2 separate regions of the Homo sapiens genome follow, and region 2 is linked to region 1. A link is a contact called in ENCODE Hi-C or POLR2A ChIA-PET data. All regions are on one chromosome and are shown on one strand. Each heading gives the region's core, a stretch centred on a gene start or an enhancer-like site at or near the end of the contact. The rest is flanking DNA. Distances are from core to core; before and after follow the strand shown.

The links. A loop is a pair of places that touch in the nucleus more often than their neighbours do. ChIA-PET counts read pairs that join two places held with the same protein, here RNA polymerase II (POLR2A). Pooled maps may share reads with other maps.
Region 2: a loop to region 1 is called in a map of IMR-90, with 2.3 times the contacts of the local background. The contact joins two enhancer-like sites. A Hi-C loop is called at or near these places in 1 of 168 maps with a recorded cell type or tissue (IMR-90) and 1 of 50 pooled maps. POLR2A ChIA-PET finds 5 or more read pairs at or near these places in 2 of 52 experiments (A673 and activated CD8-positive, alpha-beta T cell).

The regions. Positions count from the first base shown.
Region 1 is chr13:24,147,400-24,150,331 of GRCh38, reverse strand. It overlaps a transcript of SPATA13 not described here. Among named protein-coding and RNA genes, the nearest start is that of SPATA13, 12 kb to the left of the region's middle. RefSeq lists an enhancer at 209-885. Within about 2 kb of position 1,396, at least 10 of the 41 ENCODE cell types and tissues checked have a DNase peak (open chromatin) inside an H3K27ac peak, as active enhancers do.
Region 2 is chr13:24,034,209-24,037,140 of GRCh38, reverse strand. It overlaps a transcript of SPATA13 not described here. Among named protein-coding and RNA genes, the nearest start is that of SPATA13, 130 kb to the left of the region's middle. Within about 2 kb of position 1,565, at least 3 of the 41 ENCODE cell types and tissues checked have a DNase peak (open chromatin) inside an H3K27ac peak, as active enhancers do.

The sequences.
Region 1 (2,932 bases), core at 147-2,646:
TCTAGGGGACTGGCAGGAGCTGTGCAGCAGTGATGCCACTTGAGAGCACTGAGGACATGCGGTGGGTGCACTGGTGCTGGGCAGGGAGAAACCCAGGGTGTTTGGAGAAGTGGAGGCTGTGGGAGGAGAGCACGGGAGACGGGCACTGTAGAGCCAATGTGTCTCAGGACAGAGGGTCTGGCCCACCATGTTCTAATGTGACTGTCCCCCATCAGTCCACCTAAGAATCTCAGCATTGCCCAGCTCCGTCTCCTCCAGGCTGCACACCTGGCCACCAGTCAGGCAGATACCAGCTTTCTGTGGGACAGTCCCCCGACTCTCCCATGCCCCACACTCTCCCTTCCCTCCCCACAGCCACCCTGTGGCACAGCAGCTCTCTCCCTCCCCGACAGCCCCTGGATGCAGGCCTTCCCATCTCTGTGTTCCTCCCCAACCACCTCCTGCTGCCCAAGAGCTCTTTCTGAAACACCCCCAACTCCTGTCAGGCCTCAGCACCCACACAACCGAGTTCAAGTTTCTTTGCATGTCATGCAAGGCCTGTGACAACCTGACCCGCAGCTCTCCAGCTCTATCCGCCCCGCAGGGCCTTTGTACAAGCCGCTCTCCCTCTGGGTTCTTCCCCACATGGGTGGGAGCTTTCCCGCCCCCATCAGCCATTTCCAGTGATTCAAATCCAAGCTTTTAGCTCCAAATTCAGGACGCTGCACTACACCACAGTGACAGAAGATCTAGGAGTGTTAGGTGGCCTCAGGGCATCTCTGATTCCTGAAAAAGTGGCAGCAGAACTCCTCTAATGAACACTAGAGTCAACCAGGGATTGTCTCTTCAGAGTCCACCCTTGGCCAGATTTGGACACAAAATTCTCACCAACAGAAAGGGAAGGTCCAGGAACAGAAGACAGGCAAAATGCCAGGGTGTTTTTCAAACTTCCGACCACAGCCCACAGTGAGATGCGTATTTCACCCCCACGATCTCACATATGAGAACATAAAGAGAATGACAAACGATGCCAACCTTTACTTCATGGGGTGTGTTCGGTGTTCTCTCTTCTCTCTTGGGTTGTTGTATTTAATTCTGGTGGAAATTTGCTAAATTCATTTCAGGACTCACTAATGAGATAAAGCCCATCACTGGAACACACTGCAGTGATCAGCAATGTGGAAAACGACCCAGTGTGATGGCAACAGGCAGGGGGCAGACAGGACGCCTCTTTCATCTGCCCCATGGCTTCTTCCTGCCCCCCTTTTGCCCACTACCTCCTTAGTCACAAATAAGTTTACCGTGACATTCAAATCCTCATTCTCCTTTGTTTGTGGACGGAGCCTACATTCCTCCAAGCCCAGTCACCAACCCTGAGTCACAGAGCCCTGCTCTCATGTGGCATGCATAGGAGAGCATTTCCTGGTATAAACAAACACTCATGGAAACCATGAATAATAAACAAGCCGCTCTACCAGAATGAACAGCAGCTCCTGTGTCCTTACTTCCCTTGTTCTACCCCTCCCTGCCTTCCTCAAGCTTTCCAGATCTCTCTGGACACACACTCATTGCTAGGACAGAATGCTCCTGTTTAGGTGTTTTACTTGTCTGATGTGTTTGGTCCATTAAGCCTTGTGTACAATGCCAACAGTTGTAGGCATAAGAAAAAGACTGAGCCAGTTCCTTGCAGAGATTCTCAACTCTTCAACCAAGTTCTCCCTCTGACTAAAAGCCTCTGGTCAACCATATTAAACTCCTAACGTATCACACTGGTTATGTGTACACCAAGGGCTTGTGTTTGATGCTTCAGGTCAGAAACTCCTGCAGGTACCCTGGGAGGCAGTGTTAAGGAGCAGAAAACTGAGATGGTTTCATTTTTCTGAGGTAATTAGGTAATACAGCACAGGGTTATACCCCAGCCTATTTATTCCAACCCTATGGCCATTTCTGCTCTGATGGGATGTATGCATTTCAGGAAAAAAAAATAAAAAAACAAAAAAGCCTTGTGTTCTGTGAAATTGTGCACAAAAGACAACGGGGCTCATGAAAGTAGGACTGAGACCCCTTGAACCCTGAGGACTTCATCACCAGAGCCCTAACAATAGTAACGATCGTAATCAAAAGACATAGGCAGTTGAAAAGGCACATTAGATTCCTAGCAAGGAACTACAACTGCAAATGCTGTGCAGGAATGTCTTTTAAAAATATGGGAAATGATATGATTCAACAATTTTACCCCTGGGTGTATGCGGAAAAGAACTGAAAGCAGGATCTTTAACAGATATTTGTACGCAACATAGTCATGGCAGCATTATTCACAAAAGCCAAAAGACAGAAACAACCCAGGTGTCCAGTGGTGGATGAATGGATTAAAAAAATGTGGTGTATACATACAATAGAATATTAGCCTTAAAAGGAAGGAGATTCAGACACATGCTACAACATGGATGAACCTTGAGGACCTTACGCTAAATGAAATGAACCAATCACAAAAAGACCAATCCCGTACGATTCCACTGATATGAGGTATCTAGAGCGGTCAAGCTCAGAAAAGGAAAGTAGAATGGTGTCTGCCAGGGGCTAGGGGTGTGGAGGGAACGGGGAGTTAATGTTTAATGGGTACAGGGTTTCAGTTTCAGCTCTGGAGATGGATGGTGGTGTTGGTTGCACAGCAATATAAATGTACTTAATAGACTTAAACATGGTTAAGATGGTACGTTTTGTTCTGTATATTTACTACAAGTTTTTTTAAAAGGTGTGGGTGGCTTCCTGGAAGGGGCTTAACAGCTTGAGAGTTGACCCTGCTGAGATATGAAGACAAGGGCAAAATGCTCCCAGATTGAGAGCACCGAGCAATCACCACTTCCAACGGAGAAGGGAGCACACAGAAGAGAGTGGATAGACAAGCTTGGCCAGCATTAACGTGTAGGGCAGAAATTGCTATGAATCAGCA
Region 2 (2,932 bases), core at 316-2,815, 110 kb after region 1:
TTTTCAATTAGCTTAATTAAAAATTAGCAAGTGGTTATCTGCCAATTAATTTAAAATTGACAGCATCAGCCAGGCACGATGGCTCATGCCTGTAATCCCAGCACTTTGGGAGACTGAAGTGGGCAGATCAGGAGGTCAAAAGATTGAGACCATCCTGGCCAACATGGTCAAACCCCGTCTCTACTAAAAATACAAAAATTAGCTGGGCATGGTGGTGCACGCCTGTAGTCTCAGCTACTCGGGAGGCTGAGGTCGGAGAATCGCTTGAACCCAGGAGGTGGAGGTTGCAGTGAGCCGAGATTGTGCCATCTCAATCAATCAATCAATAAAAATTGACAGCATTTACTAAGGGCCAAATGAGTGGTACCGACAATAACGTTATTTGAATTGAGAAAAGTAAGAGATAATTGTTGTTTAGTAAGGTGAGAGCAGCCTTCACAGAAGAGATGCAATTTGTCTATGATCTCACAGAATTGCGAAGTTTTAGACAAGCAGGAAGGAGCAGGGAGGGCTGGGCTGCAAATGTCTTCAAGGCTCAGAGAGATCTCGTCCCTGGGTGTCTCCCTGTGGGCCCCAGGTGGCAGGGGAGCTAAAACATCCCTAAAAGTCACCTAAAGAACGTTCAGGTGTCTGTTCCAGATTCTACAGTGCACCTAACCAGTAAGAAACCACACTTGTCAAGAAACTCAAGCTAACCTGCTATTATCTAAAAAGTCTGCTTACATACTCCTCCTTTTTACACTTCCATACTTCTGTGAGGCCAGACATTCTTCCTCTACTTCAGCCATGGCAACACATTGTAACAAATTCAGCCTAAATGTAAGAACAGATAAGGACAGCCCAGCTGTCTTCCATTAACCCTGACGCCAGGGAGATTTGCAAAACACCAAAACACTGTCGTTCCTACTCATTGTCTTTGGGGCTTTGGAAAATATAGATACTTTCATAACAATATGGAATTTATGTAATGGAATTTTTATTGTGCTTTTAAAGTGAATATGTATTTTTGAAACTTCTCAATTTTAATTTCTAGTATTGTAAATATTAGTAGAACTAGTCCATCAGAAACAAAAGCTGCATAGGATCCTCAGGTTTTTTCTTTCTTTCTTTTTTTTTTTTTTTTTTTTGAGACAGGGTCTTACTCTGTCACCCAGGATGGAGTGCAGTGGCGTAATCTTGGCTCAGTGTGGCCTCAACCTCCGGGCTCAAGCGATTCTCCAGCCTTAGCTTCCTGAGTAGCTGGGACTACAGGCGTGAGCCATGATCACCCTGCTAATTTTCGTATTTATAGTAGAGATGGTTTTTTGCCATGTTAGCCAGGCTGGTCTCAAACTCCAGACCTCAAGTGATCCACCCGCCTTGGCCTCCTAAAGTGCTGGGAGAACAGGTGTGCGCCACCTCGCTCAGCCAGATCCTCAGTTTTTGAGAACATAAAGGAGTCCTGAGACTAAGAGTTTGAAGAGAACCATTGCTTTATATAAACTAAGTACAACTCAGTGACACGCCTCCTGTGAATCAGGTTTTTCTGGCTTGTTTTTCTCATGTTTGTTTCTTATTTTCTTCTGAGTTAGGCTGTGTGCCCAGGAACCCAGAAAACCAACCTGTCCTTGTGGCCTGTAAAGCTCCTAACATTCTGTTCCAAGTCTCCATGGCCAAAGCTCAACCAAGGGGTTTAAGAATACCATATAGGCCAGGCACAGTGGTTCACACCTGTAATCCCAGTACTTCGGGTGGCCGAGACAGCAGATCACTTAACCCCAGAAGTTCAAGACCAGCCTGGCCCACATGGCAAAACCTGTCTCTATTAAAAATATAAAAATTAGCTGGGTGTGTTGGTGCACACCTGTAATCCCAGCTACTCGGGAGGCTGAGGCACGAGAATTGCCTGAATGTGGGAGGTGGAGGTAGCAATGAGCTGAGATTGCACCTCTGCATTCCAGCCTGGGCGACAAGAGTGAGACTGTCTCAAAAAACAAAACAAAAACATATAGAAAGTAAACAATGCCCAATAAGTATAGGATGTTAATTTCTTAGACTTTTACTATGAATGTGATATTATTTGCCAGTTAACTCATGTCTTTTGAGATAAATGTTAAATAAATGAAAGTTGATGTGTCATGTAGAGCTTTATTTCTTGGCAAGAAAGCTGATGGGGTAAAGATGGCCACAGTTGCTTTGAACTCTCTCCATTGAGAGGTGGAGTTTATCTTCCGACAGCCTGAATTTAGCCTGGCCCTGTGAATGCTTAAGCCATAGATGATGGCAGAGTGGTGCTGTGCCCATTGTCAGCTCAGCCTCTTAGAAGACTGATGAGAGCTTTTGCTTCTGCTCTCTGGGGACAATCACTCCTAGGACTCTGCCTCTCAGCCCCTGCTGCTGTGCTGTGAAAATCCCAGGCCATACAAGCAGCCACGTGTAGGTGCCGTACCCACTGGCAGCTATGGGATTGAGCTGTCATGGAGGCTTCCACCTGGTGAACCTCCCAATGACTGTGGTCCAAGTGACATCACAAGACTAGGGCCCAAGTGACCTTGGTCCACGCATAGAACTCTGGGGAATAATAAAACGGTTGCCTTAAACTATTAAGCGTTGTCTGGTTTGTTATGCAGCAATATCTGTTATATATATATAGAATTTGGGAAGACACTGCTTGAATTGATCACTTTCTCTATTAAGACCTGTTAGGTACATTGATCAACAAGTGCTACAGACCCTGAAGTAAGCATTTTGCATTAAGTGATTGGACCCAACCAGTTTGATGGAAAATTTGGTCTCCTACCTCATTTTTGATCCAGAGCACAAGGGATTATTAACTTTCTTTTCCATTACACTCCTTCACTCAGCAAGCACTGTGTTGAGCGAAGGAGATTATCAGGTTATACAAAGAAGGTTCCCTGAGGTTTGAAATTTAGATTGCTGACTTTCCTACTTG